Regions from separate parts of the Homo sapiens genome. Here all the other regions are linked to region 1. The links are chromatin loops, found by intact Hi-C in ENCODE. Cell type or tissue: dorsolateral prefrontal cortex. All regions are shown on one strand. Each heading gives the region's core, and the rest is flanking DNA. Links, peaks and the distances in the headings are about the cores only. Region 1 overlaps GAS7 (growth arrest specific 7). Region 2 overlaps MYHAS (myosin heavy chain gene cluster antisense RNA). Region 3 overlaps GAS7 (growth arrest specific 7). Region 4 overlaps MYH13 (myosin heavy chain 13).

Region 1 (6,038 bases), core at 474-5,473:
AGGTCAGGACATCGAGACCATCCTGGCTAACACGGTGAAACCCCGTCTCTACTAAAAATATAAAAAATTAGCCAGGCGTGGTGGCAGGCGCCTGTAGTCCCAGCTACTCGGGAGGCTGAGGCAGGAGAATGGCATGAACCAGGGAGGCGGAGCTTGCAGTGAGCAGAGATCGCACCACTGCACTCCAGCCTGGGCGACAGAGCAAGACTCCATCTCAAAAAAAAAAAAAAAAAAGCCTTTGTTGTCATCCCAGCTCAACTACTTATTAGCTATGTAATCGTAGACAAGTCGGTTATCCTGCGCTTGCCTCCGTGTCTTCATCTGTAAAATGGAGATAACGATTGTACCTTTACCAAGTTGTTATGAGGAATAAATATGTCAAAATATGTAAAGCACTTAGAATAGAGATGGGCGTAGAGAGCCAAATATTAATATGGGCTATGGTGGTGATGAAGATGATGATGATGATGATGATGATGATGATGATCCCTGAGGATCTGATGTCTTTCCTTCTAGTAGCCTTGGAAAAGATGAGGAAGAGGGAGGAAAGGAACAGAAGGAAAGAACAGGTGGCATTTCCTGAGCAACAGGCTGTCCAGCAAAATGGCGACAAGCAGAGTCTCTGGAATGAGAGGAGACTGAATTGTGGCTTCGCCGCTCCACCACTGTGGACCTCATGGAAGGTTCTCATTTTCTCTGCCATCAGTCTTCTCATTTGTAAAGGGTATAAAAATACCTCCCTGCAGGGGGACTGTGCTGATCAAAAGAGACAATGCTCTAAAGCATGGAGGCTGGCCACAGCGAGTGCTCAGAAGAGGCGGTATTTTTCAGAGTTAGGTCTAAGGACTGTCACTTTCGTCACAAAATAATTCCAAACTACAGGAATGAGAGACCGTATTATCTGATGACAATGCAATAAAACTATGTAAAAAAAAATAGCAAGATTAGAAAACAACAACAAAGCCCTTGCTTGTAAACATATAAAGATTTTCTTTGAAACAATTCTTGGTTCGAAGATCAAATGAAAACCCAAATAGCAAAACATAATGAAAATAGCAGAAATAAAACCACCACAAATAAGAACCTGTGGAATATGGTTAGACCACCAGTGTAAGGAAAAATAAATGTCTGGTGGGTTACATATTTCACTGTCTTTTTTTGTTTGTTTGTTTGTTTTGTTTTTTGAGACAGAGTCTCACTCTCTTGCCCAGGCTGGAGTGCAGTGCTGCGATCTCAGCTCACTGCAACCTCTGCCTTCTGGGTTCAAGCGATTCTCCTGCTTTGGCCTCCCAAGTAGCTTGGATTACAGGCACACACCACCACACCCAGCTAAGTTTTGTATTTTTAGTAGAGACGAGGTTTCACTATGTTGGCCAGGCTGGTCTTGAACTCCTGACCTCGTGATCTGCCCGCCTGGGCCTCCCAAAGTGCTGGGATTACAGGCGTGAGCCACCACGGCCGGCCTTCACTATTTTAAAAACAAAAACAAAAATAAACACCTGAAACAAAAAAAAAAAGTAAGAAAAAACCCTCTAGGTGATTAAAAAAAAAGATCTAAATCAGCTCCGAAATCTAGGCTTCTTATGGGAAATATCACTGTACAGAAAAACAGCAAGAAAAAATAGACAAACAAGCAAAAAAAAAAAATTACAAAGAACAAAACTAAAAGACAAATGACAATCTAGGAAAAATATCTGCAATTAAAATGAAAAACGATTCATCTCCCTGATAGATAAAGAATCTATGGTCAGTGGGGAAAGGATATGAGTTAATCAGTTCACAGAAAGTACAACAATGATTTATATGTATATTTTACATACTCAACCTGGGTTATGGAGAAAAGCAAATTAAAAACAAAATATCATTTTTCCCCACTCACTACCAATTTCAAATCTTGATAACACACAATGTTGATAAGCATTTAGAGAACAGGCATTATTCATAGATGCTGTTGATAGGTGCTCTCTCTGGAAAGCAATTTGGAAATATCCATCAAGACGAATAATACCCTTTGACTCAGCAACTATATTCTCTCTATATGCAGATCTGGTCTTAGGCACACACAAAGATGCAGGTACAATAACACAGCTTCACTGGCTGGCAAGCACTCTGAAACAATCTAAGAGTCCTAAACCTCAGTTAAGGGAATGATGAAACAAATTTGGGTACAATCATACAACTGGACACTGGCCAGCCATTAAAAAGTTTGATATGCATGAATGGATGGGCAAAAAGATTTACAGAAATGAAAAAGAGGTATTTCCAAGATATATTAAATAAGTTCAGAAGATAGATTGTATGATCAAATGTATATAAATTTAAATATTTAAAAATCAAAACACTAGGAAGAGATGGTGATTATTTCTGTGAATAGCATTTTATATTCTTGTCTGCTGATTAAAATATTTTGCCATGTACCAATACTGTTTTTGCAATATAATTGTTTTTTGAGGTAGAGTCTCTCTCTGTCACCCAGGCTGGAATGCAATGGTGTGATCATAGTTCACCGCAGCCTTAACCTCCTGGGTTCAAGCCATCCTCCACCTTAGCCTCCTGAGTAGCTGATTCTACAGGCATGCACCACCATGCCTAGCTAATTTTTTCAAATTTTTTTGTAGAGATGAGGTACTATGTTGCCCAGGCTGGTCTCGAACTCCTGGGCTCAACTGATCCTCCTGCCTCAGCCTCTCAGACTGCCGGATTACAGGTGTTAGCCACTGCACCTGGCCTATAAGTTATTTTTTTAATAACTTAATAATTTAAACAGATCTCTTCCCCTTCTGTGCCCCCCCTTCTCTCTACCAATAAATATACTGTGCCCTCTACTTCTTGATCCTGTAATTTATTATTGTGCATTATAAGATTTGTATAATAAACGTTATCCTTCTATTACATTATTTTTTATTGACTTATTTCTATCTTACCTTATTTTGAAATGTAAGGTGGCTGCTTTCTTCTATAATGAAGGAATTGTAACAGGTTCACCAGAAATTGAGGTGAAAGGGACCTACAGACCAAACTCTAATACTACGGCACACATTCTAATTCCAGAGGCAACATGCGTGTCCTCTCGTGCAGTGAAACGTGGCTTCCCTTAGATCTAGTTACCGAGGTTTTCACTGGTTCTACCAGGCCTTCTCTTCCTCTTTGTGTATTAGCTAACTTTGACCACTAGGTGGAAGCAGAAACCAACTCATTGGGAGACTATTCCCAAGAGACTGAAATCTGGTTATTTCTTTAAACAAAGTGTCAGCCTCTGTTCCCAGGGCAGGAGCCCATCCCCATAGGTGAACCTTCAGAGAGAGCATTGCTTCCTGGGGAAGTGGGCAGCTTGGGTGAGCTGTGTGCTTCTGTGGGCTCTGAACAGGGACAGGGCCCTGAGCTCTCAGTGCATGAAGGAGTTTGTCCACCTCCTGGTCAGAGATCTGGGGCTTGGGCGGAAAACAAAAAAAGCCACGACCAGGGAGAGAGTAAGGAGTCCAGCCTCTACCATGCCCCAGAACTAGCCCGGCCTGTGTCCTTCCTCTGACCCCCAAAGTCTCTTTCTTTGAGATCTCTGGGTGTGGGTCAGAGAGAAGGGAAGAGGGGGTACCTCCTGGCAAACAAGGGAAGTAATTTCCTCGCTGCAGTCTTGCAAAGGAGAGATGCACCCTCGCCAGTCACCTCATCTCCTAGCCCCGTGCCCTCTCCTTCTGTGTGCACTGACCAGGCCAGGCGGGTGCCCAGCACTTACCAGCCTGTGTGGACTTTCTCCGCGCCTTCTTGATGTCCTCCTCTGTCTTGTTGCTCAGCTTGATCTCCAGCTGCTGGGTCTTCATCTCCAGGTCTCTCTGCCGCTCTGTGAGGGCTTTCCGGGCCTGGGGTCCAAGGACACGGAGAAGCTGCTCATACAGCTCGGAGCCAGTGGGCCTCCTGGGCCACGCAGCCCAGCTTCCCTTTGGAGTCCTTTCGCCCCTTGTTTGTGTGGATGATGCCACAGTGGTCCAGAGAGGCCCAGCAGCCAGAGTGGCACCACCCAGCTAGGTAGAGGCTACAACCCAACTCTTTTCGTCCTTGCCTCTTCCAGTGACATCTGGACTCAGCCTACCTCAATCTCTCAAACCACGTTTTTTTCCCGATGGAGCCTGTACAAAGACTGGGGACCTAGGCAGTCCTAAAGTCACAGCCCCTCTGCTTGGAAGGGACCACAAAGGCCATCTGTGTCACCTCCCTGCAGCACTTAATAGGATGTAGCAACAGCCCTCCCGTTCTGGAGCTGGACAAGCCTCGGCCCTCTTGTTCCCCTCACTGTACTGCCTTTCCTCCAGGCCACCACTGGCATCTCTGTGGTCCTTGGGTGGCGGCAGTTGGCTGGGCCCAGGGTGTCCCAGCAGTTTGAGCCCCCTTCTCCTCTCTAAGGCACTGGGGACTGGGAATCAGTCCCTGGGGCACACTCTCTTCCCTCTAAGGCTGAACATCAGTTCCCTGGAGGTGAGACCACCCAGGACTCAGCCTCATCCCTGAGCAGGAAGGAGAGCAGGGAGGCGGTGACTGAGTCAGGACGACTCAGCCAGGTGAGGCTTAAACACGGGGCCCCACGTGAACCAGCAGCAGCACTGCTAGGCTCGGGGTTTAACTGGTCGCCAACAGCCACTCGACTGCCCACTGCAGCTGCAGCCTCTCCTCGCACCCCTGGCCCTCTGGGTGGTCATTCCAGCACCACAGGGAGGCAGCTCCTATCTGCCCTTGGATGGGTGGGGTGCTCTGGCGTAGGCACGAGGCTTGGACATCCCCCTATTCCCCTACCTGGGGACAAAGACTCAGCCTTGGCGTATGGAGCCACTGCTGGCTTCCCAGTCCCCCTTCTTCCAGGCAGTCCCCCATGCACCTGCCCTGGCCCAGCGTCCTGGGCCTCTCACCTTCTCCACCGAGGCATAGCGGCTGGCGAGCTGCTTGCGAAGGTCGGCAATGTGGTGGTCGCACTTCTTCATGTCTTTCTTGAAGTTCTCACGGAAGTTCATCAGGGGCTTCTCCACCTCGCTGTGAAGCTGTTGGGAGAGTAGAGACGCACACTCAGGACCCAGGGCATCAGCTGTAAGCCAGTGCAGGGAGGAGGGATGGGAGGGGCACCCCCACTTCCCCAGGCAAGTGAGGATGAGTCTGGGGTAGCGACCTGGCAGGAAGGTGAGAGACACCCCCTGACACGTGGCTGCCTATCAGGTCTCAGCTTAGGCAGGTCACCTTAGCTCAGGAGGCCCCCACACACGTCTACAGGATAAGTGGTTAGCAACTAGAGCCTTCTGATTTCCCCATCTGTTAACTACTTTTTTTCTGAGCTTCTGCAGCTTTTAAATTTTTAGAATTTTTTACTATTTATGGTTTATAATATGCTGTTTTGAAATATGTATATATTGTGGAATGGCTAAATCAAGTTAATAATCAATGGGCTGGGCACGGTGGCTCATGCCTGTAATCCCAGCACTTTGGGAGGCCAAGGCAGGTTGATCACCTGAGGTCAGGAGTTCGAGACCAGCCTGGCCAACATGGTGAAACCCCATCTCTACTACATACACACACACACACACACACACACACACACACACACACACACACAAATTAGCTGGGAGTGGTGGCAGGTGCCTGTAATCCCAGCTACTCAGGAGGCTGAGGCAGGAAATCACTTGAACCTGGGAGGTTGCAGTGAGCCGAGATTGTGCCACTGCACTTCAGCCTGGGTGACAGAGTGAGACTTGGTCTCAAAAAAAAAAAACAAAACAAACAAACAAAAAACAATAATAATCAATGACCTCACACACTTATTTTATCCCACAGCTTCTTGCACGGCTTTGTTCTTATGTCTCTCTCCCTTATTTTCCGAACTGAGAGCTTTCTGGGGACAGAAACCACATCAGCGTCTGTGTCTCCAAGCACTCAGCACAGTGACTGGGGTACGCGGCTTCAGTAAAGAACAGTCGAATGAATGCCATTCAATTAGAAGGTCTCAGGTCAGTCCTATTTATCGAACATCTACTCCATGGCAGGTGCTGAGAATACAAAGG
Region 2 (6,038 bases), core at 544-5,543, 690 kb after region 1:
TGCCAGACGAATATTTCACTTTACAGTTGATTGGAAGCCAATCTTGAAGCGGAACCTTGTGATTATGTCACCATTGCCCCCTTGAATGTACCCAACAGTGATTTTCTTGACAGCACCTTTACTGCTTAGCCACTGTACGCAGATTTGGCCACCTTCCCTGTGCACCTTGCCAGGGCTGCATTTTCCCCCATGAAAATGGAAGCTTCCATCGGTGCGTGTCGGCCGCAATCCTCCAAGTACCATCTCTGTCTTCCACCGCCCGCATAGTATAACTTGAGGGCTTCCACATAAACCTAGGATAGGAGAAACAGAGATGTATTTTGTTACCTAGGAGCTGGTATTTGTCTGGAGGAAAGTGTGGAAGGTGCCGCTGCAGGTTCAAACGGAGCTGTGTGCATGGCACATCTTTTTAGGCCATTGACTGGAGCAGTGGTGTGTCACTCAGAGTCACTCATGTGCAAATAGGTTGCCAACCTCTGATTGCAGGCTTAAACATGTGAGGCTCCACCACTCCCTGCCCATTTCTGAGTGTGTTTAAATAAAAGGAAGTGCTTCCACCATGTAAAAATGTTGGAGTATTGGGAGGCCGAGGCAGGCGGATCATGAGGTCAGGAGATCGAGACCATCCTGGCTAACACGGTGAAACCCCGTCTCTACTAAAAATTAAAAAATTAGCTGGGCGTGGTGGCGGGCGCCTGTAATCCCAGCTACCCGGGAGGCTGAGGCAGGAGAATGGCGTGAACCTGGGGGGCGGAGCTTGCAGTGAGCCGAGATCGTGCCACTGCACTCTAGTCTGGGCGACAGAGCGAGACTCTGTCTCAAAAAAAAAAAAAAAAAAAAAACAAAGTTAGAGTAACTCTGAGGACTTGCTCATATATTCAGGAAGCTCTTCTTTGAAATTAATTTATATATTTCTTCTCCTATACCTTCAGTCTGACTGGACTGTAGGGGAAGTGTGTGTGTGTGTGTGTGTGTGTGTGTGTGTGTGTGTGTGTGTGTGTAGGTACCTGTATGTGAATAGAACATTCATGGAAGGGCACACAAGAAACTGTAAACAGTGCTTACTTTAGGGAGGGGCATGGATGAACTGGGATACCAAAGAGACTATTTTTATTTTCAGATATTTTGTGCTGTTTTAGACTGCTCTTTCTTCCATTAAATGAGAGATTAGATCTGAATGGCCACGTGATCTTCTGAGTCCCATCTGTAAGAATCTGCATTTCCACGGAATTGGGGGTATGTTTTATATTTTCTTTCTGTAATCTTTTTACTTTACTGAATTCAACTCTGACGATTATATAGAAACACCTCATTTTTCTAGCATTACCTGAGAATGAAATTTCCCACACTGGGAATTCTCCAGGTAAATGAATCTAATCCCTTTATGTTGTTGAGGTTTGAAGTAATTTCTAATGGGATATTTAGAAGCTGCATTACATACCCCCCCCCCCCTCTTTATTTTACAGCTTGAGGAGACATGTTTCACATGCCATTAACACTCACCTATTAAAAGTTCAGTGGTTTTACGACAGTATATTCACTGAGATGTGCAATCATCACCACAAGCTAATTTTAGGGCATTTCAACACCCCCAAAAGAAACTCCATACTCATTAAGCACTCACTCCCCATTCTCCCCTTCTCTCACCTTCTGGAAACCACTCATCTATTTCTTTCTCTGTGGATTTGCCTATTCTGAGCATTTCACATGGACTCATACAATGCGGGGTCTTTTGTGTTTCCTATCCTCTTAAACAGAGTGCAGTTAGTAGCATGTTACTTTTTCTTTACGATTTAGGATTATTATGATTGGCATTGTGCCAAGCCCATGGCAACCTTGAGAAATATTTAGATAGGGCCCCTGTTTGCCTCTTATAGATTCCATGGCCCATTAATGTGCCTGTGGCTCCCTTTGGGCTCTGTGGCTGGGCCACCAGGTGACTGCTGAACACTTTGTCTTCTGATCCTGAACTCTCATGTTAACCATTATTTCCTTTCCAGTCCCCCCATGTCTGCAAAGTTGGTCATAGGTACATAAATGAGATCAGGTCTCAGCCCTCACGCCTTCGCTTGACCCAGCCTCATAAGGTCACTCCACTGCGAGCCTCTCTGGTGTGTTTCTGCCTTTCTCCTGGAGTGATGAAACAGGCTGAAATCTTTTCTTCTTGCATTGCTATCTTCAGCATCTTATATCATTCAGTCAGCTAAATTCCATCTTTGTGATAAATCCCCCACAAATATTTTGTGATCTCTCTGATCTAAGCAGTGTTAAACCTTTTGATTCCTTGTATCCTTCCTCTCCCCTTTCTTAAAATAGTCTGTAGCGCTCATGTCAAGGACCTGCTCAGCTTCCCTTTCTCTAAAATTGCATAATCCTACAAGAATATTTTCCCTTCTTTTCCTTCAGGAGCAAACGTTCTCAAAACATTCTTAAATGCAAACCCGCAGGCACAGCATGTGTCTGTCAACTCCAAGAGCATTTGGATGTTCGAAGGGAGAGGATGTTTGACATCTAACCCGTCGTGGAAAGAGGAGCCTCTGTGAGTATTTCTTTACTTCTTGGTAGGAATAGGGTGAAGGAAGAAGAGTCTGATTTAGGGTATTGTCACAGCTCTGGGTCAGACTCTTATGAGGGTTATTTGAGGTTAGATGAGTCAACTTGGCAGGGAGGGAGTGGTTACTGTTCTGAATTTGGCTAAGGGAGCATGGCAGGGTCCAACTACAGTATAGTATGGGAATTTCAGGTTGGGGGGCTTCTCATCTTATGCCTGTTGTCAGGGTAAGCCCGTAAGTGTGGGGGCACCCTTGCAGAGAGTAGCCCAGGTTCATTCTGAATTTGGAGAGACCAAGAAATTTCAGTCCGTGTCAGAGAAACTGATCCTTGGTTGGGCCTGACTTGGGCTGGGGAAGGGATGGCAAGTAGAACAGTGCTTGGCACATAGAGGTACCAGAAATATCTGCTGAATGACGGTGCCGCTGATGTCACTGAGCGGTCGGTAGCCACGGTCCGTCATGAGAGGCTGAGAGAGATTCTCAGGCCAGGCTTGGCGGGAAATGCTGTAATTTACGATTGCTCTGCCACAGGTGCAGGTGAGTGAGTGGAAGGGGCACGATGCAGGTGCAGGACCTGTGGTGGGACGTCAGAACTGGAGTCTGAATATGTTGCAGTGACCCTCAGTTGCAGACGGGAATCAGAGAAGAGTCTGGGCACATCCACTTTTGGATAACCTGACACTAAGGGATTCTGCTGAGCTCAGACCTGGGCAGATTAGCAGACAGGACACCCCCAGGCTCAGCCCAAGGTGGTTAGAATTGAGGCAGCCTCCACCGCAGCTACCCTGGTGGGCCTGCATTTGACAGACCATAAAGTGATTCCCCTCATAAGTGACCCAACCCTGCCTTCTGGTGGTCATTTCCATCAACTGCACCTGGGTTTAAAAGGACTGGTGTGGGAGCTCCTTTTCCTCACCACTCTCCTCAGCTCTCCTCAGCACTGGGGCTTTAGGACTAATTTTACTAACTCACATGAACCCAGTTCTGCTGTGATGTGAGTGTAATAAGCAGGAAAAGTCAATGTACTTCAAGACTCCATCTGGTTCCACCCATTGTCTGAGACAATTCAGTTATAGTTATAACATGTGACAGGCATCATGCAGGGCCTTGAATTTGCTTCGTAGCAGAAATCTTTTAAGGCAGGTACTATAATTATTCACGTTACCGAGGAGGAAACTGAGGCTCAGAGAGGCGCTGTTATTCTTGCTGCAAGACTATGACATTCAGCTGGGTGCGATGGCTCACACCTGTAATTCCAGCACTTTGGGAAGGTGACGGGGCAGGATTTCTGGAGCCCAGGAGTTTGAGACCAGCCTGGGCAACATAGTGATACCCTGTCTATACAAAAATTTTTTTTTAATTATCCAGACGTGGTGGCGAGTGCCTGTGGTCCCAGCTACTGGGGAGGCTGAAGCAGGAGGAACACTTGAGCCAGGGAGGTCTAGGCTGCAGTGAGCTGAGATGGCGCCACTGCACCACTGCACTCCAGCCTGGGTGAGAGTGAGACCCTGTCTCAGATAGATGGATAGGTAGGCAGATAGATAGATGATAGATAGATAGATAGATAGATAGATAGATAGATAGGTATGACATTCAGTTTTGGGTGCCACCAACCTGTTAACAATGGCACCTCCTCACCTTACCCCAGTCCATCCTTCAGACAGTGGAATTGAGGAGAATGGACAGGGAGGGGCACTTTCTATTTTATGTTTTACAAATGTATTTTTATAATGAGCATATATTATCTCTATAATTCTTTTTTAAATTGTAGACTAAATTCTGGGTGTCATCCCTGATGAAGGGATCTTGCCAGCCTAGGAAGGAGGAGGCAGGATACAGGAACTGGAGCTCCTTCACCTTGAGAGAACAGGGGTTCATAGGAGTATGGTGGCTGTCTAATGACCCTGGAAGATCCAAGAGAGCAGATTTATTCCGTGTGTGTCTCCAGCGCCCAGACCCAGGGTCAGGAGGTGGAGTTCTCAAAACGGGAGTTCAGCTGTGTGACAAAGCATCTTGCTAGCCAGGAGGGGCTGCCTTCTGCTGGAAAAAGTGGGATAACTTTGAAAGAACTTAAGCTGGAAGTTACTGGGATGTTTATACAGGAGAGTCAGTGGTGGGGAGAAGATTGGGGTTTAAAATATTAAAGCTATGGCAGGGTGCTGTGGCTCACGCCTGTAATCCCAGCACTTTGGGAGGCTTGAGGCTGGAGGAACGTTTGGGCCCAGGAGTTCAAGACCAGCCTGGGCAACGTAGTGAGACTCTGTCTCCACAAAAAAATTTTAAAAAGCATGGTGGTGTGCGGCCGAGCGCGGTGGCTCACGCCTGTAATCCCAGCACTTTGGGAGGCCAAGGCGGGCGGATCACGAGGTCAGGAGATCGAGACCATCCTGGCTAACACAGTGAAACCCCATCTCTACTAAAAATAATAATAAAAAAAATTAGCCGGGCATGGTGGCGGGCGCCTGTAGTCCCAGCTACTTGGGAGGCTGAGGCAGAAGAATGGCGTGAACCCGGGAGGCGGAGCTTGCAGTGAGCCAAGATGGCACCACTGCACTCCAGCCTGGGCGACAGAGACTCCGTCTCAAAAAAAAAACAACAAAGCAGAACAAACAAACAAACAAACATACAAACAAAAACATGGTGGCGTGCGCCTGTAGTCCCAGAGGCTGAGGCAGGAGGATCGCTTGAGCCTGGGAGGTTGAGGCTGCTGCGGGTCATGATTGCGCCCTACACTCCAGCAAAGCCTTTGATATTCCGGTCTCCCAGTCTGTGATCCTACCAGTGGGCTGCAGTACCCACTCCTGCCTCTAGGTGGCAGCCTTGGCTCTGTAAAACCCAGGTCTGTTTTTGGTGCCCTGGTTCCCACCCTTGGCTGGGTATTGTTTTCATCTGGAGATTTAGGGTATTGCAATCTACTGATGCCTGGGGCTGCACCTCCGGATATTCTGATTTAATTGGTCTCGGGTGGGACCTGGGAATTGGGAATTTTGAAAGCTCCTCAGGTGGCTCTAAGCCAAGGTTTGGAGTGACTGAGTGCTTAGACCCTGCCATTTCTGTGGGTTCGGTGAGCAGATTGTTTCATTTTATTTTCTTTCACTGTACTCTGCAGGGGGAGACTGGACCCATGGAGAGAAAGTAGGAGCATTAAAAGAGATGTCACCAGAAGCTACAAAACATACCAGCTCATTAAGATAGAGACAACAAAATAGGTCCCTCTAAAAATAGGAGAGAGAGAAGAAACAGGAGCTTAAACAGTGCCCATGAAGGAGTTACAGGCCTTTAACTCCCCCAGGAAGTGAATTTACTCCAGCCATGTAGAGGGCAGGGGAATGTTCCAGAAGGCAGGGTGACACGCTGGCCGGGGGCCAGAGACCTCTCTCTTTCTGGTAGCTTTAGCATGCGGCCAGGCAGTGGCAGTTCCGGAATTCAGGACTCTCTGGGGACCTGCGGGTATGGGCTGGCAGAAGGGGCTTCACAGGGAGAATA
Region 3 (6,038 bases), core at 733-5,732, 110 kb after region 1:
TCCTAAAGTGCTGGGATTACAGGCGTGAGCCACTGCGCCCGGCCTTAACATTTCTTTTTTTTAAATTTAGCTGTGCATGGTGGTACGCATCTGTAGCTCCAGGTACTTGAGAGGCTGAGGGGGGAGGACTGCTTGGGCCCAGGAGTTAGAGACTGCAGTAAGCTATGATTGTGCCACTGCACTCCAGCCGACAGAGTGAGATACTGTCTCAAATAAATAAATACATTCCTGTTCCTCATACATTATCTGGTCTCAGGTATTTTGTAAGAGCTGCACAAATGGGGAAGGGGGAGGCAAGATAATATGTATTGTTTATTTTATTGCAGAAAATAGATAGAGGAAGAACATCCAGAAGCCTAGAAGCCTCAAGAGAAACACAAACTTCTCATCAGGATCTCACATAGTATCCAGAAGAAACATCTCAGAAAAGTATCTAGCAACCTCAACAAAGGGCAGGAAGATATGACATTATGATACAAGAACAAAAACTCATAAGAAGAGAACAAAACAAGGCAAGTTGGTTTGAAAAAAAAAAACCAAAATGATATAAAAAAGGAACAGGAAATGATAAAAATTATAGGGAAGTTTGAAAGGTTGTAACAGAAGGAAAATGCACATTGGTTGCAATAAAACATGGAATCAATACTGCAAAACAAAGTGAATTCGTTATGTACAGAACAAACGAGAATTGTTTTTTCCCCAGAATGCAAAGGAAATGGGAAAAATGCAAACGTGAGGACAGAACAGCAAACCAAGACATGGATACTGGGTGTTCCTGAAGAGGAGACCAGCAGAAAAGCTCTAACAGAAAAGAAAGAATAAACAAAGGTTGATGGGGAGGAAAGTTCCAGAGCTGGGCCACACGGGACGTCCTACGCTGTTCAAGGCAAAGTGGATTTCAAAAAACCAACCAGCAGACATACCCTAACAACATATTTACACAGCAAAGATAAGGATAAAAGTCCTGTAATCATTTACGTGGGAAGACCAGTGCAAGAATAAAAAGAAGGCTGGTCTCAAACTTCTCTGTAGCCACATCTCAAAAGACATCTCCGGTGCATGATGGGGAAAATACCACGACCTTCATTGTACTTCAAGGTAGCCAAGCTGTCTTTCACAAGGGAAGGCAACAGAAACATATTCTTCTAGAGACAAGTACTCATGTCCTCCTTAGCAGAAGTACTTAAGAGATGTACTTCAACTGCCTGAAAGAGCAAGACAAATAAAGGTGAAGAATGACGAAATCACGGCACAAAAGGATCCAGGCTGAACGCTGAAAGCAGCTTACAGAAATGCATACGTAATTATGCATTTCTAGTTATACAATCATGTATACATGTTGCTATTCTCAATATATACTGTAAAAAAATGAAATTATAACCTGAGTCTCAAATATAGACAGTACTAGAAAAGGGCTGGGTGCGGTGCCTCATGCCTATAATCCTAATATTTTGGGAGTCCAAGGTAGGGGGATCACTTGAGCCCAGGAGTTTAAGACCAACCTGCGCAACACAGCAACTCCATCACCACAAAAAATTTAAAAATTAGCCAGACGTGGTGGTGCACACCTTTAGTCCCAGCTACTAGGGAGGCTGAGACAGGAGAATTGCTTGAACCTAGAAGGCGGAGATTGCAGTGAGCTGAGATCATGCCACTGCACTCCAGCCTGGGTGACAGAGCGAGACTCCGTCTCAAAAAAAAAACAATAATAATAATAATTATAATTATATATACTAGAAGAGATCAAGAGGCAGGAGGAACACTGAGATCATGAGAACACCGAGGGAGATGGAAACAAAACGCTGACCTTCCTCCCGTCCCCATAGTGAAGCATCCGTGTCCTGTTGTCCCTCCTGCCAAATATCAGGTATCAGGTACCTGACCAGTTGGCATCCATCCTCTGTCCTTGCTTCTCATGTCCACTCTTGTCTTTTCCTAGAAACTGACAGGTTCTCAACCTGAAGGAACACAACAGAGGGAAGGGGCCTTGGAGACCCAAATCCCTGGTGCTGTGAGTCTTTTGAGTCTTACCTCTACCGGGTTGTATTGGCCCCGAGGGGGCAGTCAGCTTCCAGGGGGAATCCTGAGCCCTGGAATCCATTCAGGTGGATAGGTTGGGACCAAAGTACTTTGTGGATGAAGGAAAAATCAGTAGGAACCCAGGGCTTTCCAAAGACCTCATCTGAAACACCTGTTTGGCTTTGTAAGCCTTCAAAGGGTTCTCAGGGCCAAAATACAGAGAAGAGCATGCGGCTAATTTCGGGCCTGGGCCTGAGCATGACCATGTCCTGTGGAACTGTGGTTGGACCCGTGTGAAAAGGGGGTCAGGTGCATGAGGCACACCTGCAGTTCTCACCAGCAAGAAGCCACAAGAGCCAGGAGGGTCGCCTTCCTTTCTCCCAGTTTTCTATTTGCAAAATTTGTCGGAGGTATTACCAGAGTCCTCTGTGTGTCACCTCAAACCCTTCTTATTAGAAATCACCTAGTGAGCAGGGCTGCCTCCTTGAGTCCCTAAAAGAAACTTCTCAAATGAGGCTTTAGTAGATGCAAATGTCCTCCGGCCTCTTCCAAACCTGGCACTATCCAAGTGTCCTCAGGCCTCACTACTTGGTGTAGATAGATGAATGGGGTGACAATGTATGTGGCAGCAATCATCAGCACCTCGCTGGCTTGAATATCCCACTTGCTCACATCAGACGCCCACCCCCACCAGCCTCCTTGGACGAATCCAAAAGTGACTCGCTTGGGCTCCCCAACCAGGTTGCAACTCCAGTCGCCATGGAGTGTCCGGCATACTCTTCTTCATCTGCATTAGCTACTTCCTCCCCAACACCATCACTGTCCTCTGTCCACGAAGTGGCAAGAGGAAGCCTCACACTGTGGCTGTCACTGGCACCCATCATAAGAGGTAGACATTAGGGCCATGGGAGTTTTCTCCCAGCCATGGGCCTGAAGGCTGAACCACTTGGGACACTCCAGACCTATCCAGCTCCTGGTAGGCTTGGCAAGGGTCACAGCCACCCTGCAAACCCCCAGCACATCCCTGAGGGCCAGTCAATTCATTGGGTATGTTTGTCAAGACTGGGCAGGGAGAGGACACAGAACAATAGACTCTGTATTTTCTGACCCTGTAAAGAAATGGAGTGATCTGGTTAACCAGGAATTTTGATGAACATAATTACAACGCAGTCCCTGCAGCAAGGATACAGGAAGTTCACCCATCAACCCTCACAGGGAAACTTGCCAAGCTGGAAATATGGAGTCTCCGGGGGGACAAGGATTGATGAAAAGATTTGCAAATGATCCTGCAAACTGCAAGGATGAGTTGGACGGCCCCTCCTGGGTCAGAAGTCATGTCACAGCCTTGCAGCATCTGAGAATCAAGCTGTCGGCAGAGGGTAGGAAAGAAATGCCTTCCACGTGGGCCTTGCAGAACCCCTATTCCTGCATGACCCTTCCTCCTCTGACTCTGGAGAATGAGATTTTTATGGTCGTTGCACCTGCTGTACGAATGTAAGACAGAAGGGCCAGTTAATAGGGTTCCAGAGGAGACAATGCAAGAAATGAGGAAAACTCTGAATGTGAGCATGTTTCTTGCATCTGAGATGGCCCGTCCTTTTCGTTGGTGGCATCTCCCCAGCGGCGCCATACGGCATGATGGGGATCTGAGAGACGCCCACTCTTCAGCATGTTTTGGAAGAATCTCGGCATTGACGAACCAGCATAATTGTGCCACCAAATATCAGAGTCACTCTTTTGGCCTCTGATAGACGGGTTTGGAGCAGGTGCCTAAAGGCCTTATGACTGTGTTTTAGAACCACAGGATCTGGGGTGGAGGACCTGGAGTGTCATCCCACAAGCACCCCTGAAATACAGAGAACAGCTCCAGAAATAACAAGGGAAGCAGGGACTGCTTCCCCGCCTTGAAGCCTGGAGGGGTTGGGGAACCTCAGAAAAAAAAAAAAAAAAAAACCCTACATTTTGTTCCATTTCAAGGTCTCTCTGGTCCTGATGTTTCAGCACAATTAAAAATGTAATTATTAAATGACAAGGTAGACTCCTCCCAATAGCCGGTTCCAGCTTCTGGATTCCAAGCCAGAAAACCTGAATGACTGTGCTCGCTGGCTTTTGATTAACAGAGACATTTTATTCAAACTCTCCATTTCCTGATGAACTGTTGAGGAATGTTGCTTCTTTCCTCCTCCCCCTTCCCTAGCAGAATAAAAATAGTGTGGGCCATTCTGATATCCTAGCCCCAACTCAGGATGACAAAAGCATTAGGAGACAGCACAAAGGCCTAGGCATAAAGAGGTGCTGTGTTCCCAGACAGCAAGCTGTGATGTGTGCAATTATCTTAGCCTCTCTGGGCCTCTGTTTCCTCATCTGTGAAATGGGGGGATTGCTAGCCTTGAGGTCCTATAACCCATGCATGGGACGGCTTTTGTAACACAGCCTAAAACCACAAGGAAAATATCAAGGCAGTTAAATGTCCAGCTCAGCTTCCAAAAACAGCAGCCACATAAACAAAAGAGACGACAGAGGCCTGACAAGACACAAATCTTGATGAAATATTGCTTTGCTCGCTGCAAGCTTCCCTCCAAACACTTTTGGGCTCTAAAGAGAAAGAGGTCTCAAACTCTTTTGGTCTAGATACCCTTTCATTTACTCAACCAAATCTGACTTAGAATCGGTGGGAAAGAAAGGCTTGTCTGAGACACCAACAAAGCGAAGTGATATACCAAAAATTGGAAATGAAATGCATGCCCAAATCACGGTATGCGATAGTGCACATGACCTCAGGTCTGTATGGGGAGGCTGAACAGTTGGGGATTCTCTTCCCCTTTGCCACAGGTCCCTGTTACGGCCAATTAATGCTGAAACGTCCCTATTTGTCAAAGGAAGGAGTTGAGCTAGTACTTTTCTCTTCGTCCTAAAGATTAATGATCTTGACATGCATCCTAGGTTTTCTATGCTAGTTGATATCTATAACGATATCACTTGTCCTGACCTAGAAAACACTTTTGAAGGACATTTTGTAGATTGTTGACCTAACAGACTCCCTAGGGAGTTCCTGGAAGGGTGAGGGCCCCTCTAAAGGATTGCTGGTCAACTTCCCTTTGCAGCAGAAAAAGCCTGGGAACAAGAGAGTTTTGCCAAACTTGGTATGGCCCAGAGAGAGAGAGAGACAGAGAGACTATCCTCCCTAGCCTTCCTTTAGTATTAAGCTGCAAAGCCCCCAAATGCCTTATGTCATTGTTTTGGGCACTTTCTAGACTTCTGAGGAAAACCCCAGAACCAAATTTACCAAGCGTCCTATTGCATTCAAAATGGATTTAAGTTCAGAAGCAAGGGAGGGAGTCCAAAGTTGCTAGCTGGATCAGTAACAGGCTCAGTATCTCATGCAAAGCAGCCCGCTCACCAGAAAGGATCTTCAAGCACAAGCGACACAGCTGCTGCCCGCAGATGCACCGGGGGGCAAAAGCTGGCTTCCTCGGGGAATTAGTGCTGTTGTAAAGAAGGCAGACTGAAGCTCATTATGGTATAAGAGTAGGTGCCTCTGACGGCCCGCCTGCACCTGCGATCCAGCTGGCCTGGCTTTGTGGCCACCAGTTGCTGGCTGGAGTGGCCTGCAGGCACTGAAGGAAAATGGAAGCAGCTCATTTCCCCAACACGGAGACTCATTCCACTGACTGCAGTGCCTACGGCCTGTGCTCCAAGTGATTCTAATCAAAGACTTCTGACTCCGAGAGATGGTTCCTGATGAGGTCTGAACCCTGAGCTCTGGAGGGAAATGAAGTCTAATAAGGGCTGGAACCGTTTCCAAGACTCAGTAAGGGGTGCAATTCTCACCAACCCGATTCAACTAACATTTCTGGAGCTGCTGCCGCTGGCACATATAAAGTAGGCAAATGGTGACAGCCAAGGGCCTTGCTATGGAGATGTGAGACCTACCACTGCTCTGTGCCACCGTGCGAAGAACACAGGATGGGAATCGGAGCTGGTAAAGCTGCAGCAGTCTCGCTGGCAGATCTTGAGCA
Region 4 (6,038 bases), core at 338-5,337, 400 kb after region 1:
TCACCATGTTGGCCAGGCTGGTCTCCAAACGCCTGACCTCAGGTGATCCTTCCGCCTCGGCCTCCCAAAGTGCTGGGATTACAGGCATGAGTCACTGCACCTGGTCCATATACATGTTTTTTTTTTTTTTTTTTTTTTTTAACTAGCAAGAACATTGCTTATAGAAATTTGCATATAATAATTTGTTCATTTATTTCTTTAGAGACAAGGGCTTGCTCTGTTGCCCAAGCTAAAGTGCAGTGGTGTGAGTGTAGCCCACTGCATCCTCACACTCCTGTGCTCAAGTGATCCTCCCACCTCAGCCTCCCAAGTAGCTGGAACTACAAGGTATGTGCCACCATGACTGGCTTCTTTTTTGGTGTGTGTACAGATGGGGCCTCCATGTGTTTCCCAGCTTGTCTCAAACTTTGAGCCTCAAGTGATCCTCCTGCCTCAGCCTCCCAAAGTGCTGGGACTACAAGTGTGAGCCACCATGCCTGGCCTCACTTATAATAATTTCAAACAGAGGAGTTTGTGAAATTACAAGTTCATTTTAAAGAATGAAGCCTCTAGAAATTTGCCACATTTGAACAGCTGGTTATCTCACTCTTCCTGCTACCACCAGTTGGAAAATGACTCATCTACTCTATGTTATCTCAAGCTGACAAAATAGTTTCAAAACATTACTATCTTTTAACTTTCATTAAATTTATTTTTAAATATATGGATTTATTTATTTTCTAGAGATAAGGTATCACTATGTTGCCCAGGCTGGTCTCGAGCTTCTGAGCTCAAGTGATCCTCCTGCCTTGGCTTCTAAAAGTGTTGGGATTATAGGCATGAGCCACCAGGCCTGGTCCTTTCAACAGAAAAGTTCTACCTATGTCTCCTTAGCTGTGTCTCCTCGAACCACAGAACAGAAAATTAAAAACACCCAAGAATTCGTGATTGAATACATATGTCCCAGAAGATGCTGCAGTGAGTCTCTTGGACAGACCAAGATCAGCTACTTCTGTTCTAAATCGGGCTATATCTTCCCATATAAGAATATTTATTTATATATTTGTTTATTTATTGAGACGGAGTCTCACTCTGTTGCCAGGCTGGAGTGCAGTGGCGCGATCTCGGCTCACTGCAACCTCTGCCTCCTGGGTTCAAGTGATTCTCCTGCCTCAGCCTCCTGAGTAGCTGGGACTACAGGTGCCCACCACCATGCCCAGCTAATTTTTGTATTTTTAGAAGAGAGGGGGTTTCACCATGTTGGCCAGGATGGTTTCGATCTCTTGATCTCATGATCCGCCCGCCTCGGCCTCCCAAAGTGCTGGGATTACAGGCGTGAGCCACCACGCCCGGCCCATATAAGAGTATTTTAAGACACACACTGCAGGGTAATGCATGGGAGGAGACTGGCAAGCCTGCATGCTAATGTTTGCTGAACATCTATAAACATGAGCTGTGTGCCAGGCATTTTACAGGCATTAACCACTCTGATTTTTCAATAGCTGGATGAGGTGAGTACTCTGACTATGCCCATTTTACAGACGAGATAACAGAAGCACAAAGAGGATATGTAGCTCATCCAAGGTCACACAGCTATCAGGTGGAGCATCTGGGATAGAAACCCAGTTATCTTGTTCCAAGAGCTGTTCTCTTGTCCGCTGTACCTGGGAAAGTGCTCCTATTAACTCACTATAGTGATTGGGAAAGTGAAAAGGGGAGCGGAAAATGCTCTGTATAAAAACAAAAGGTAAAAGTATTTGGGGATTTATTAAAAAGGGAAAATTATAAATGCCTTCACTCTGTGAAAGAGACAATTATACTGCCCCATTTCTTTTCTTTTTCTTTCTTTCTTTCTTTTTTCTTTTTTTTTGAGACGGAGTCTTGCTCTGTTGCCAGGCTGGAGTGCAGTGGCACGATCTCGGCTCACTGCAACCTCCACCTCCTGGGTTCAAGTGATTCTCCTGCCTCAGCCTCCTGAGTAGCTGGCACTACCAGCGTGTGCCACCACACCTGGCTAATTTTTTTTTTTTTGTATTTTTAGTAGAGACGGAGTTTCACCATGTTAGCCAAGATGGCCTTAATCTCCTGACCTTGTGATCTGCCCGCCTCGGTCTCCCACAGTGCTGGGATTACAGGTGTGAGCCACCGCGTCCAGCCTATACTGCCCCATTTCTTTGATAAAACTATGTATCTTTAAAGCACTTTTTTTTTTTGAGATCGGGGTCTCACTGTGTTGCCCAGGCTGGAGTGCAGTGGCATGTTCTCAGCTCACTGCAACCTCGACTACCTGGGCTCAGGTGATTCTCCCACCTCAGCCTTCTGAGTATCTTGGACTAGAGACATGCACCACCATGCCTACTAGTTTTTTTTTTTTTTTTTTTTTTTTTTTTTTTTTTTTTTGAGACGGAGTCTCGCTCTGTCGCCCAGGCTGGAGTGCAGTGGCGCGATCTCAGCTCACTGCAAGCTCCGCCTCCCAGGTTCACGCCATTCTCCTGCCTCAGCCTCCCAAGTAGCTGGGACTACAGGCGCCCGCCACTACGCCCGGCTAATTTTTTGTATTTTTAGTAGAGACGGGGTTTCACCGTTTTAGCCGGGATGGTCTCGATCTCCTGACCTCGTGATCCTCCCGCCTCGGCCTCCCAAAGTGCTGGGATTACAGGCGTGAGCCACCGCGCCCGGCCGCCTGCTAGTTTTTAAAAATTTTTTTACAGAGATGGGGTTTTGCCATGATACCCAGGCTGGTCTTGAACTCCTGGGCTCAAGCGATCCTCCCACCTCAGCCTCCCAAAGTGTTGGGCTTACAGGCATGAGCTACCACGCCCGGCCTAAAGCACTTTTTACATATTATTGTAAATAATATATAGAAAATTACTCTTGCTACTTTGAATTGGGTTATTTAATTTTGATTATTTTTATTTTTATTGATTTTTAAAAGCTGTGGTGCATATACATATGACACATATATATCCCTCATGCCCACAGCAAAATATATCTAACTCTGCGATGACGGGGAGAAATCAGGGAGAGCACAAATTCTCTTTGCAGACATAATTTCCGGCATTCACTGCTTTGCTAAGCCCGGGACCAGGCATCCTTTTACGAGCAAGGTGGTGCTGCAATACTCCACATGACCACTGGGTGGCACCACTGTCTCTCGAATAGACACCTGATGGCGCCCTCAATGTTCCTCCCCCTTTTCTGTCCTCCAGAGTCTGTGTTTTGCGTTCTCAAGTAGAAGGTACTTACAGACTGGACCTGCAATTGGAGGTCATTCTTCTCCTGCAGGAGGGAGACCATTTTCTCCTCCAGCTCCTTCCGGCGAGCCTCAGATCGGGCCAGTTCTTCCTTGGTCCTCTCAAAGTCTTCCTTCATGGTGGCCATCTCCTTCTCGGCCTCTGCACTCTTCAGCAGGGGCTTGATTTTGAAGAACAGGTTCATCCAGGGCCAGTGCTTGACGTTCATAAAAGAGCGGATGTTGTACTGGATGCAGAAGATGGAGTCCCTGTACACCCATTAGGACTCAAATTAATAAATCCAGCAAGGTCTGGTCTCTGCACCCCCAACCTGTCCCCGACGGACCCCATCCTCCGTCTTTCTCGGTTAGGTGGGAAGGAGGTGCAGCCAAGCTTGGCAGATCCTCTGGATCCAGAGTAGGTCTGCAAATGAGGGGCAGAGGAAACAGAGGTACGTGCACAGGTTGGAAGGTAGGAGAGGGCGTGGAGCTACCTGCGGGCTCCTGGTCACCTGGCTGCCCTTCCCACCACCCTACTGAGAGTGCCCTGCCTGAGGGCGTCCGTGACCTCCTAATGCTCAATGCAAGGAATAGCTTTCATTCCTATTCTATTGGGTCTTTCTCCCATGTTTGATGTATTAATCAGCTCTTAACTTTTGAAACTTTCTCTGCCTTAAATTCCATCCACATTTTCCCTGTTTCACTGCATTTTGCCATATGGGGTTCCTCTTCCTGCTGGAGAAACCCAGGACTTGTCCTTGGTCATTTCCCAGTCTCTTGCCCTGGTAGAGTTGATCTGTCTTCCCAATTTCTTTCTTTTCTATTCGTTTTTTTTTTTTTTTTTGAGATGGAGTCTTGCTCTGTTGCCCAAGCTAGAGTGCAATGGTGCAATCTCGGCTCACTGCAACCTCCGCCTCCTAGGTTCAAGCAATTCTTCTGGCTCAGCCTCCCAAGTAGCTGGGATTACAGGTATGCGCCACCACGCCTGGCTAATTTTTGTATTTTTAGTAAAGACTGGGTTTCACCATGTTGGTCAGGCTGGTCTTGAACTCCTGACCTCAGGTGATCTGCCCGCCTTGGCCTCCCAAAGTGCTAGGGTTACAAGCGTGAGCCACCACAACCAGCCTGTATTCCTAATTTCTGCTGCTGTTTTCATCCCAGTGTCACCCACATGATCTCCTCCCCTTCACCCTCCACAGCTTTATATTTACATAGCTTATGGATTCCTGAACACTGGCTTCTCTTTCCCTTCTTGAGATTCTTTTCATCTCCGTGCTGGCTTCCATGTGCTTCACCAAGCTCGATGCCTGGGAGTGATTCCTGACGCATACATGGTGGCGGTTCATTATGGCTCTGACAGTTAGAGCCACACAGGGGATCAGGGAACCAGGGAGAACAGGCTCCCTCCCACACTCCCCTCTCCCTCCAATCCCTGCAGGTGACTAGTCATCAATGCTGCTATTCCTTCTCTTGAATTATCAAAGGAAAAAGACTTAAACATTCCTTTAATCCATGCCCTCCTCTCTCACCCATCAACTATGTCCTACTTCAGGTCCTTGTCATCCCTTACTTGGACTTCTACCACACTGTGGCCTTGCCCCGTCATAGCCTTTGTGTTCACTCTCCTAGCTGCCAGAGTGATGCAATCCTACCCCTTGTCTCTGCACACACCTTCTACAGCTCTCCATCAATGACAGGGTGCAGCCTGGGTTTCTGAATGTGACACATAGGGACCTCCACTACCTGCCTCTTGCTCTCTATTCCAATGACAGCCACCTGCTTGTCGGGCTTCCTCCCAGACCACCCACTCTCAGGTTGTGTAGAGCTTGCTTCAGAAAGTGCTTTCGTCAGCTGGGCGCAGTGGCTTACGCCTGTAATCCCAGCAATGTGGGAGGCCAAGGCGGGCGGATCACCTGAGGTCAGGAGTTCAAGACCAGCCTGGCCAACATGGTGAAACCCCATCTCTAAAACAAAACAAAACAAACAAACAAAAAACAAAATAGCCGGGCGTGGTGGTGCATGCCTGTAATCCCAGCTACTAGGGAGGCTGAGGCGGGAGAATCGCTTGAACCTGGAAGCTGGAGATTGCAGTGAGCCGAGATTGTGCCACTGCACTCCAGCCTGGATGACAGAGCAAGACTCTGTCTAAAAAAAAAAAAAAAGGAAAAAAGAAAGTGCTTTCTTCTTGCTGACACCTTCATGCCAACTCCAACCCCCTAATCAGGCTGGGGGCTTATTCTTGCCAGTTCCCTATCCCCCGACTATAACTCGAACATTGAGCTTGTCACAGGCATTAAAACCAGCCATACATGCGTCTGCTTCCCACTCCTTTGTGACCCTGTGAGGGAGGGTTCATTTCTGTCTCCCCAGCGCCATGCAGAGCACCCAGCCCAGGATTGCCGCTCAGTAGATGTGGGTTAAACAAATGAAGGAAAGAGAGCAAGCACATGGAAATCCCAAGACTAAAAGCAGGAAGTGACAATCAGCTGCTAAGCAGAGAGGGCAGGATAAGGTGGAGGTGAGGGTCTGTGTCACCTCCTCTCCATCATCTTCTTGAACTCCACCCGCATCAGGTACCCCCTGCACACCGCCTGCGTGCTTGTCATCAGCGTCACCAGCTTCTCATCTCTCATCTCCTCCAAAAGTCCCAGGAGCCCAGCTTTGAAAAACACCTGCATTAAAAGACAGAGGAGCCTTGATCTTTTTCCCCAGCAGGCGTTCAGCCGGGCCCTTGAGGGGGCCTGTTTCTGCTCAACTCTGAGGCTCAACTCTCAGAGCACGGCAGGGGCAGCAATTCTGTTTCCAGGACTTGCTTCTCGGTGGCTCT

The links. A loop is a pair of places that touch in the nucleus more often than their neighbours do. Peaks named below come from ENCODE experiments on the same cell type or tissue, not always from the same donor. Only the 100,000 strongest peaks of a DNase experiment are listed, where the experiment ranks them.
Region 2: it touches region 1 in a loop (6-fold over the local background); 82 of 110 quality-filtered maps call a loop at or near these places.
Region 3: a loop joins it to region 1, with 2.7 times the contacts of the local background. A loop is called at or near these places in 3 of 110 quality-filtered maps.
Region 4: a loop joins it to region 1, with 2.5 times the contacts of the local background. A loop is called at or near these places in 12 of 110 quality-filtered maps.

Annotation. Positions count from the first base shown.
Region 1 is chr17:9,921,743-9,927,780 of GRCh38, forward strand. GAS7 (growth arrest specific 7) reads right to left here. Exons shown (of 14, transcript NM_201433.2): 10 at 4,899-5,027; 11 at 3,734-3,857. Among named protein-coding and RNA genes, the nearest start is that of RCVRN, 19 kb to the left of the region's middle. RefSeq lists an enhancer at 3,315-4,241. In dorsolateral prefrontal cortex, for the core only: CTCF peaks have their summits at 3,171 (motif pointing right) and 3,371; no DNase peak of the experiment used is centred there; H3K27ac peaks cover 2,811 bases.
Region 2 is chr17:10,611,339-10,617,376 of GRCh38, forward strand. MYHAS (myosin heavy chain gene cluster antisense RNA) reads left to right here. Exons shown (of 11, transcript NR_125367.1): 9 at 1,121-1,236; 10 at 2,407-2,539. Among named protein-coding and RNA genes, the nearest start is that of MYH3, 43 kb to the right of the region's middle. In dorsolateral prefrontal cortex, for the core only: CTCF peaks have their summits at 3,415 (motif pointing left), 3,615 and 5,363 (motif pointing right); DNase peaks (open chromatin) are centred at 3,392 and 5,363.
Region 3 is chr17:10,028,159-10,034,196 of GRCh38, forward strand. All of the region lies in intron 1 of GAS7 (growth arrest specific 7), which reads right to left. Among named protein-coding and RNA genes, the nearest start is that of RCVRN, 130 kb to the left of the region's middle. RefSeq lists enhancers at 5,076-5,577, 5,578-6,038. In dorsolateral prefrontal cortex, for the core only: no CTCF peak of the experiment used is centred there; DNase peaks (open chromatin) are centred at 3,654 and 5,487; H3K4me3 peaks cover 2,676 bases; H3K27ac peaks cover 4,261 bases.
Region 4 is chr17:10,324,641-10,330,678 of GRCh38, forward strand. MYH13 (myosin heavy chain 13) reads right to left here. Exons shown (of 41, transcript NM_003802.3): 21 at 5,747-5,883; 22 at 3,226-3,481. All of the region lies in intron 4 of LOC107985004 (a long non-coding RNA gene), which reads left to right. Among named protein-coding and RNA genes, the nearest start is that of MYH13, 45 kb to the right of the region's middle. RefSeq lists a silencer at 4,052-4,270. In dorsolateral prefrontal cortex, for the core only: CTCF peaks have their summits at 3,103 (motif pointing right) and 3,305; a DNase peak (open chromatin) is centred at 3,121.